Linked DNA regions of Mus musculus: region 2 is linked to region 1. The links are chromatin contacts, found by Hi-C or POLR2A ChIA-PET in ENCODE. All regions are on one chromosome and are shown on one strand. Each heading gives the region's core, a stretch centred on a gene start or an enhancer-like site at or near the end of the contact. The rest is flanking DNA. Distances are from core to core; before and after follow the strand shown.

What was found. A loop is a pair of places that touch in the nucleus more often than their neighbours do. ChIA-PET counts read pairs that join two places held with the same protein, here RNA polymerase II (POLR2A).
Region 2: a map of heart shows a loop between it and region 1 (2.4-fold over the local background). The contact joins the enhancer-like site here to the promoter of 1700056E22Rik in region 1. A Hi-C loop is called at or near these places in 1 of 37 maps with a recorded cell type or tissue (heart). POLR2A ChIA-PET finds 5 or more read pairs at or near these places in 1 of 5 experiments (Patski).

The regions. Positions count from the first base shown.
Region 1 is chr1:184,031,203-184,036,270 of GRCm38, reverse strand. It overlaps 1700056E22Rik (RIKEN cDNA 1700056E22 gene), which reads left to right and starts at 2,273. Exons shown (of 1, transcript NM_028516.1): 1 at 2,273-3,239. The coding sequence starts at 2,411. The coding sequence ends at 3,115. Dusp10 (dual specificity phosphatase 10) reads right to left here and starts at 1,890. Exons shown (of 4, transcript NM_022019.6): 1 at 1,702-1,890.
Region 2 is chr1:183,903,159-183,908,226 of GRCm38, reverse strand. No RefSeq gene overlaps it. Among named protein-coding and RNA genes, the nearest start is that of Gm34130, 32 kb to the left of the region's middle. Within about 2 kb of position 2,702, at least 1 of the 3 ENCODE cell types and tissues checked has a DNase peak (open chromatin) inside an H3K27ac peak, as active enhancers do.

The sequences.
Region 1 (5,068 bases), core at 1,024-3,523:
TATATTTACATGGGGGCTGGATGTTAACCTTCTGCATATCAGAAGGAATGTGTCTCCCTAAGTCAGCCTCCATGGCTAGGAGCTAATCTTCCTTTCCATTCTGGTGGGTCCTTTGAAAAGCTCAACGTCATCCTATTCAGAGCTCACATTAGACTCTTCCAAATCAAATCAAGCCATTACCACACACACACACACACACACACACACACACACACACTTACACTACGAATAACTATCCAGAAACCAAGTTTCCAAGGAGTCAGATCTAGGAACCCCACCCCAGGCTGACCCATGGCCCGTTCCTCTGTGACCCCACTCATCCTTACACTTCTCTATGCTGTGCCCCTAAGCAAAAAAGAGCATGTGTTTCATCTGGTCATACAGACAGACTTTGCATCTCCACTGGAGTGGCAACTTTGTAAAAAATGTTTCAACCCTATACTGATATTCTTCTTGGAAACAGTGTGGATTCCAAGAGGGCAACCTCACTCGTCCCTTTACCACAGTTAGGCTAATTGGGAAGCTCAGACCTAGAGCCCACGGGGGCTGCCTTTGCCTCCTCCAAGGGTGCCTGCAATGGATCACTTTCCTCCTCCCGGTAGGCACAAGGCCACCCTATAACATAGCAATTCTGACTCCTCTACTAGAGAAATCAAACCCCAAGCAAGAGCCACTCATCTAAACGAACTTTAAGAGCTGACTGGAAAAACATCAAGGATCATCGGTCTATTCATGACCGTAACTGTTCTCTGAGACCGAGCCAAAGTGTCACCAGCAAAATCCACACACGCGCACCCAGGAGCACGTCCCCACCCGTGTAGGCATATCCCCACTGACTCGGGTTTCTCTCACCCACCTTTGGTTGGGAGCAAAGGATCAAACCTTCTGCCTGCCTCCCTCCCTCCCTCCCCTCCCCTCCCCTCCCTCCCTCCTTCCCTCTCCCTTGCGTAGTATTTTTTTTTTCAGAGCGAGTACTATTCCAAAAACTGTTAACTGTGTCCCAGCTGGAACATGAATGCAGTCAAAGTCTTTGCTATTTTGCTACCTGGTAAGGGGACATCCAGGATTAGTAGCCTATTCCCTAGGAGGAGAACCCGGGAACGACTTTCCAGAGACACAGGCTGGGACCGGTACCTCTTCACTGTGCTGCTGCTCACACACGGGCACAGAGCGCACTGAGATCTGCATCCTTGCAGCAGATAGCTCCAAAGCCAGTCTGGCCCGGGAAACCTCCCACAAAAATAGCACGAACCCCCTACCCCCTTTCTCGCTAATCTTCCTTCCACCACTAACAGGGACTGAAGAAAAACCAAGTGCTTAAAGAATGCTCCTTCCCCACTCCTGGGGCACGTAGCATCCCTATTCCGTGCCACCACTGAGCATCATGAGCAAAGCCTTGGGCTTTGAAAACTGCCATAAAGCATCTTAACCAAACCAAAACTCATTTCCCCTCTTCATCCCAGGGCAAGCAGAGCCAAAAGACTAAACCTTAGGATCTTCCTTACCTGACGTAGGTCCGTCTCTGTCTCTCTGACACTGTCTCTGTCTCTCTCTCTCTCTGTCTCTCTGTCTCTGTCTCTCTCTCTCTCACTCACACACACACACACACACACACACACACACACACACACATACACACACACACACACACGGAACCCTCCACCCTCCGGCTCTGAGTGACCCGTGATGTCTTCCACTTACTTCATCAATAAGCGTAGCCCTCTACCATCTGGCGCCCGCTCCAGCTATGCGCTCGCGCAGTGCGCCCCCATTCACTCAGCTTCATTGATCCCCAGCAGCAACACAGAGTTACTTTCTCTTTTGCTACAGCGTAAATGTAAGCTTTGGAGGGGGCGGGGTTGCCTCCGAGCGACGGCGCGATACGCCAATGAAGACCCAGAGGCTGCCGCCCGCTACATCACAGTGGTCTCTGACCAATAAGAAGCCGAGGAGGGCGGAGAAAGGGGCGAGGCCTCGCCTTGGGAGGGAGGCCGGCTCGGACCCGCTAGTGGGTTTGGTGTGTTAGAACGCGCGGGTGGTGATGTCATTGGCAACCAATCAAAAACTTAAAAGTGCTAGCCCGGGCCCGCTTGGAGCAGCGGCTCTCTATTTACATGTAAACCTAGGCAGCAGGACGCGGTTAACCCTTCCTGGGACTGAAGTGTCAATGGCTTGCTCTGGTCGCTCCGGCTGAAACTGGTTCTTCTGACCCTCCCCCGCCCCCTGTTGAGGACATCAGCCTCGCGGGGTCTCCATTCCGCCTTTTGACTCCAGGTGGAGTGTCCATCCAACTTTCCCCAGGCCGGAGACGACTCGAAGCCGGGTCCCTCCATGGCTGTGGCTGCGCCGCGCGGGACGTGAGCGTGCACAGGGCCGGCCTCCCCGCAGCCCCGCTTGGCCCGGCCCGCAGATGTCGCTGCCCCTCCGGCTGCCCTACTGCTCTCCCGCGCGGCGGCTGCGCGCCGTGCTCTTGTTCCCCTACTTCCGTGACCCTGTCACTCCTCCGCCGTCCCCAACCTGTTCTCAGGAGCCCGACTCCGATCCCGAAGGCGGCACTCCGGAGAGCTACTCGGAGGAGGACGCCTGGCTCTGTGAGAGCAGCCACTGGGGGCCGGTGTTGAAGGGCAGCGTGGGCGCCGTCCCGCAGAGCTGGGCGTGGCCGGGCCCTCCGAACGCCCCACAAGCCCCGCAGCCCAGGCACCGACCTCCTCCCAACGCGGTCCCCGCTTCTCCCGCGGCCACCTCCCCCTGTGCGATGTTTTGGAGCCCGCAGTCCATCCGCCCCCCGGTGCTGGGCCGCCCCCGGCCCTCAGTGGCGCAGGGCCCTCGGCGAGCCAAGGAGCGCCAGCCTGGAACAGCAAGCGCCGGCGGGAAGGAGCCAGAGCTCGGGTTGAACAGCCAGAATGAGCGGCGCTTGAGGAGCATGGAAGGGCCCACGCCAGCTCTCCCGATTCCCCGAACTTTGTCCATCAGAGGGGTCACTACTGGTCGGGGTATGTCACCGGTGAAGAGAAGTGGGAAGCTGAGCAAGCCTGCTAGCGCCTTGCCAGAAAAATATCAGGGAAGGTACAGAAGAATGACCCTGGAATTCAAAGGAGTGGAAAAGCCCAGATGAACTGTGATGAAGTTGCGTTAAAGAATCCTAAAGCAATAGAGCTTTTTATACCTCCCTACCCCCTCAGAGAGGAAGACCAAAATGTGAAGTAATTGAAGTGGAATAAAACATTATCAGCTCCGTGGCAGGTTCAGATGTCCTTAATGATGGGAGGCGTTTGCTTTAGGCCCCAGACATTCACCATTGCTGTTGATCTAGGATCATAAGGTGTCCAACCATCATCACCTTCGCTGACTAGCTCTGTCGATTCAGCATGATCTCCCTTGAGTTGAGCACTTCTACACAAGTGCACACTGGGGTTGGAAAAGGATTTTCTTTAGCCCCATTCTGTCTACACACCCAAATACACAGCACCCACACCCGAATGTCTGCACACGAGTGTCCAGGTCGCACCCTTTGGTCCTTAGATCTTTGAGGATTAGCAGGATCAGGCTAGTGGAGGAGGTAGGCTGTGCGCATTTTCCGTGGAACCCAGAAAAGAATTTCCCAGAGCACTTTTGTAGGTTATCTATATCCCTGAATATTTACTGCTGGGGTTCCCATTTACGGTTTGAGTTCTAGGTATTAGGTCTGATGCTTGTCTGTCCAGCCACATTTGCTGTGTTCATCACTGTGTACATTTGTAAACAGCAAACTCCCGTCCTTGCTCCGAAAAAGATGAAAAGATGCTTGTGGAAGTGGTTGGGGTATAGTAGAGCGAGGTTCTCTATTGACCGAAGGCTTTGGGAAGGTTGTGTTTGCTTTAGGCTGGAGGAGCCTCTGTCTAAAGGTACTGACAACCTGTAAATTGTGATTCACAAAGCCTGATGCCGGCAATGTGAGAAAGAAATGTAACTCATTTAATGAGATGATTATTATAGTTTCAGACTAATAAGTTATAGTAATTCTGTTAACTAAAAGTCTGTCATCCAGGCTGAAAAATTGGGAAAACTGACAAAATTACTCATCAATCAAACCCGAAGCATTGAGTAATTTCCATGTCATTAACATATGCATGGTAATTACCAGCCATTAACATATGCTAAAGATCCGGAGGCTTTTTAAATTAGGCAGCAGTTTGAGTAGCTATACTCAAAGAAGTCAGATTCCAGGTAGGTTTTTCCACTCACTACTCCAGGATGCTTTTGTGCCAAGGGAGGTGATTTCAATTACTAATTTGGAGTCATAATGTAAAAATACTTTCTAAAACTTAGCCCTTAAGTTTAAATGTATGGGATCAGTCAGTCAGCAAAGGGCCATGAACACAATCGGATACCCAGGAACACCTTGCTGTTTAGTTTTTGTCCCAGAGAAAGAGTAAAGCCTCTTTACTGCCCTTGGGCCACGTAGTGCACTTATGCTGGTCTGTGACTTTGTTGCTACTGAAAGGAGCATAGAGTTTCTACCAGATCCTTGTGCTGTGTGTTAGAGCTGAAGGACAAAGCTAATTGTGGCCAAGATCAGAGACAGAAAACAGACTGATACAGGGCATGTTCAAGAGGTTAAGTCAGGTGCTTGGTGGCAGAATGGTGAGGTCTTCAATAGCCCTGAAGGCCAAGATAGATTCCCGGATTCGGTTAGGGAAAGGGAGTTTGGCAAAGTTAAATCCCCAGGTAAGGTGGCATTCAATCAGCAAATAGGGAAGGCACTGGGGAATAGAAAGGAGGAAGTAGGAGATGAAGTCCCAGGAGTACGCCTGGGAAATACTTCACAACCCTCGCCAGCCTAGACCTGGGCTAGGAGCAGCCCCTGGAGAAAGAGGCCACGAAGGTCCACTCGCATGTTGAACTTCAGTCCTCAGTGTGATAGTATTAAGGGATAGACACTTGTCTGAGGTGGTAATGCCATGAGGGCAGGGCCTTTGCAGATGGAACTGGGAAGGGAATTATTGTGTCCTCTCTGCCCTGTGTATATGTCGTGTTCATTTCTTCCCAGTTACACGGTGACAGTGCATCTTGGAAGCAGAGGCTAGGC
Region 2 (5,068 bases), core at 1,453-3,952, 130 kb after region 1:
GCATGGAGGACATACTTCTGAATAAACCACAAGTGTTGTGTTCTAGGGCTCCTTCTATTGAGGGAGGGTCATCTGTGAATGAGTAGTTATTATGCAAAGCGATAATTCTTGAAGCCCAAGGTTCTCGAATGCAGCATCATTGTTTGCAACTTCAAAGGTATGAGGTTCAGAAAGTGTACCTGGCACCTAGTGAGAACTCTGAAAGATAGGCCATTCCCTCTGTCAGAAGGCACTGGCACCGGCTGAGGACATCTCCAGCAATCTCCTCTACATTTGACTAGCGCCATTGCTGATGTGCATCCTATTCTCTGATGCCATCCAAATTCTGCAGTCATCATGAGAGATAATTGTTAGTCCTTCTCAGGCATGCTTCCTTTATCCTCAGCGGATCTCATTCTCCTGTTGGTCACCTCACTACGTTGATCGAAACCTCCCTAGGCACTGCCTCTTGTCCTTTCTCTTTCTACCCTGTTATTTGAGTCCCATTTCCTCTACAATTATTCACTTACGTAGGTGATCCAGGACCAGAGTGATTCATTCATTCCATTGTACCAGTATTTTAGTGAAAGTTAATGGGTGAACTGCCCAGGTGGGATAGTATCAGATAGTAGATCATTGGAGCAGAACATCAGGTGGTGAAAGTCAAGCTTACTGCCAAACTATGTTTCCACTTCTGGGTTATTTCCTTGAGCAGCTAGTTACAAAGTGATGTCATGGGATATTTGGGGATCCATGGTCATGTTCAAATAGGATATTTGGTGTTACTTTCTATTATAACTACTTACAGAGAGGAACCTAGAAAATACTGCTATGGCCTTTCCAGAAGCAGGCAGCTAGCACCTGGAAAGACAGAAATAACCCAAGACTATGGTCTTCTTTGATCTGTGACAATTTTCTTAGTTCTAGGAATTCAGGATTTCAGAATTGTGGCGCTTAGAGAACTGCTGGAAGTCATCTTTGGAAGGTGACCACATTTTTGATTCTGTTGCAGCTGAGAAAAATGGCTCCCCTCAGAGCTCTTTGGGGCTGACGGGGAACCCGGGTTTCCTCCCTCCCACATCAAAATATTGTGTGTATCAATCAAACCATGTATCCCTGGTGTAAGTGTGCATGTGTGAGAGAGGCTTTAGATATGTTTTCTGTTCTGGAAGGTTCTCTGGCAGAAGATCAGAAGATCTAATCTCCTAAATCACATTCTATTACCAATTGCCTGTTGACTATAGTCATCATCTACCCATCTGTAAGATAAGTAGTTCATACACACGTTGTCCTGGATCAATAAGCTGTCCAGAACATACAGGAGGATTTATGGTTAAAATGGTTGAAATGGTTGAAAAAGGAAACGAGGAGGCTGGGCGTGGTGGTGCACACCTTTAATCCCAGCACGTGGGAGGCAGAGGCAGGCAGATTTCTGAGTTCGAGGCCAGCCTGGTCTACAGAGTGAGTTCCAGGACAGCCAGGGATATACAGAGAAACCATGTCCCCCCAAAAAACAAAACAAAAAAGGAAACAAGGAAAGGGACTTTCCTTATTTTTGACTTTACAAAGTCAAAGCCATGTTTACCAAAACACATCCTAATGTATCGTCCCTCTAACACCCAGGGCTTCCTGCTTCCCACTCCCCAACCTCTGAGCCAGGACAGTCTTGGCCTTTACAGGTAACACTAGAGATGAGAATGACCTTATGATGGAAATGGCAACCTCTAGGCTGCTACCTGACAGAACACTGGGACAAGTGATCTCCTATGACCTCCTACTGATGCCTGTCTCTTAGCATAAAAATTCTGGTTCTAACCTGATCCCTTAACCATACAAAGGCTATGGGAAATAATGGTGTGAAGGAGGACACACACAGAGAGAGGAGTACACACAGACTATTCCATGTGGTGGCTAATGAAAGAAAACATGCCTGACTTTCCTCTTAGCACCTCCGTTACTCCTCATGCTCAAGCCTCTATTAAAATAATGTCAATAAAATTTCTAACTTGGGAAAGGGAGAAAGAATGGAGAGGTGGAGAAAGGAGAAAAGAAGAAGGAAAAGCACGTGAGCATATAGAAGATTCGGAAACGTGAGCGAGAGTTTCATGACATGGAAGATCGAGTTGATAGAACAGTCTGAAGACCAGAGCAAATAACCAAATGTCACTATCACTAATACAAGAGATGGAAATAAAGTTCCCTCGGAGTGAGCCTGCTTACAGCACGGGGGCTGCATCTCCTATACAGAGCATTCAGAATCCAGTACCTGGGACCAACATGGAGGGAGAGTTCTGGTCACGTGATGCAGAGACTTTTCATCAATCTAAGCCTGTTATTTCCCCACTCTGCTCTGGGTAGGAACGCTGCTGGCACTTCTACGTCAGCCACAGCTGTGTTAAGGAGGTCAAGGAAATGTGGGGAAAAGGGCAATTGTCTAGGGAGAGGAGTAGAAATTCCCAGGCAGCATTTTTTCTTTCCCCTAAATTTCTCTGGGAACTGTCTTACTGTGTCACCGTCAGTTTCTACTGGGTCATAAGCAACTCTTCTGCAAGCTGCTGGATCTATAAGATCCCCCAAGGCAGAACCCTAACCCCCTCTGGGGTGTGAGAGTTCACTGAACAGCCTCGTTCATGGCCATGAGCTTGGCACAGCCACAAGCCAGCGCCATTCCAGTACCATGTGATATCAGCAGGGTTACTCACTTGGTTGCCCTCCAGCAGGGCAGCTGGGGACACCTCCCTAGAGTGACTACAACATTCATCACTGAGATGACTCAGCCCAAGCTTCCCTCTGCCTGAAAAGGGAATCTGGGGCTGAGCGTGGGGTGAGAGGTGTCCACACTAGACCCATCTCTGTGCCCCTCACTTGCGAAGCACATAGCATAAGACTCAGGTCAGTGTATCAGAAGCAGAGAATGTACCATGAGTTTAGTCCAGAGGTATGTGTGGCAGGTAAGGCTGTGCTTACAGAAGTTCAAGGACGGCTACTCAGCTGCCTAAGGACAATAGCATCTCAGATGTCCACCCATTCCATCTCACTGATTCCAGTGTTCTGTCTTTGCTAGGCGAGGGCTTGTCCATTCTGGATCCCTGATATGTTACTGGGTAAGGCTCTTCCCCCTCACTGCTTGTCTCAAAGAAGTAATTCAACTAAGGTGGAAATTTGTTTGGCTAAGTAAATTAATGCCTACACTACAAACAGGTTGGGATGTGCTGTCCTGAAAAGTGGGGCAGTAGAGTTGGGGAAATGCTTTAACACAGTCTTTGGATAGGTGCTGTCTGGTTTCTTGCCCAAGAGTGAGTCCATTCTCTTTGCACAGTTTAATGTGCACAATCTCTAAGGCTACATGTGCTGCTCATTCATATTTCTGTCAATTGTAAGTGACAGTCCCATTTCTCTAATAGAATCATATGCTTCCTTCAAAAGCACCTGCTTCTACCGACAGCTGGAGCACCACGGCATCCCACACTGCACTAACCACATGGCAGGTGCTTGCTCAATACTTACTGCATGGTGGCCTCCGATCTTCAGTTCCCAAGGGAGAGAGATTTTCCACACTTTACTCTAACCGAGCTTTGAATCTCTTTAGAAAGAGCTTTGAACGAAAGCCTTGGTTTTATTCAACACCTCGTGTGTTCTGGGCTCTCCACGCTCCTGTGCAGATCTTCTCTCAAAGGTCTTCCCACAACATGTCCTTGAACTCACTATTCTGCCAATGTTCCTCCGATAACCCAGGTTCCAGCATGACCTTCTTTGGCTTTCCAGAGTTTCTGTATCATTCTCGGTGTTAGTTATGTTTCTGTTACTGCACTGAAATACCAGGGACACAGTGACCTAAGGAAGGGTTTCTTGCCAGGCAGTGGTGGCGCACACCTTGAATCCCAGCACCCGGGAGGCAGAGGCAGGCAGATTTCTGAGTTCAAGGCCAGCCTGGTCTGCAGAGTGAGTTACAGGACAGCCAGGGCTACACAGAGAAAACATGTCTCTAAAAACAAAACAAAGCAAAACAAAACAAAAAAAAAAGGAAGGGTTTCTTTTGGCTTAGGGTTTAAGAAAGCTAGATGTTCATAATGGTGGGAAAAGCAGGGTAGGAAGAAGCTGGCTGATCACACTTCAACCATGCACAAAGAGCAAAGATGGAGGGACAGACAGACAGGCAGACAGACAGACAGATAGATAGAGAAGTAGCGTAACACTATAAACTTTCAAAGCCCATCTTTAGCCAGGCTCTACCTCCTAAAAGTCCCACGATCTGCCCGAACAGTACCACCTACTGGGGACCAAGCATCCAAATACATGAGCCTGTGAGGGAACGTCTCTTGTTCAAGTCATTATATTCTCTGTCAGAGCCCTCAGCATGTTACAGTACACTGCCTGTCTCCCCTAGAGCTGAATGATCAGCCATATGCAATGAGACTGTGGGGACACTGGGAGAGAGACTCATTTCATCTTGGAACTGAGAAGGGCATGAGACAGAGTCAGAGGGTTGTATGAAGAGGAACACATTCAACCATGCCCTGACAGGTAGAAATAATCCAGATGATGAATAGCAGAGGTGCTGGAAATGGAGACAGGTGCTTGGGAGAACTTGTGAGTACCTAGAGCCTGGTGGACATGTGACAAGACTTACTGAAGTATAGACACTCAATTGTGATGTGTTTATGCTTATCAGTTTTAAGCAGAAAACAGAACAACTCCCTTTACAGAGCATGAACAAAGAAATCTTCCCCGGGCCTAAGAAATGGCTGCCATTAAAGTGCTTGTCTGGCAAGCAAGAGGACCTGATTTCAAGCCCTACTACTCACATTAAAAAACAAAACCCAAGCTGTGGCATGTGGCAACACACGTTTATAATCCCAGAGCCGAGGAGGCAGCGACAGGTAGCGAGCTAGCTTCCTGGGGTCATTGACCAGCCAAGCTAGCCTTGGGTGAGTGCCAATCCAATGAGAGAGACTCTGTCTCAAAATAAAGGTAGACAAGATCTGAAGAACACCCCCACGGGCTGTGCTCTGGCCTCTGTATGCAAGTATATGCATATATATATATATAGATATATATATATCTCGCGCGCGCACACACACACACAAAT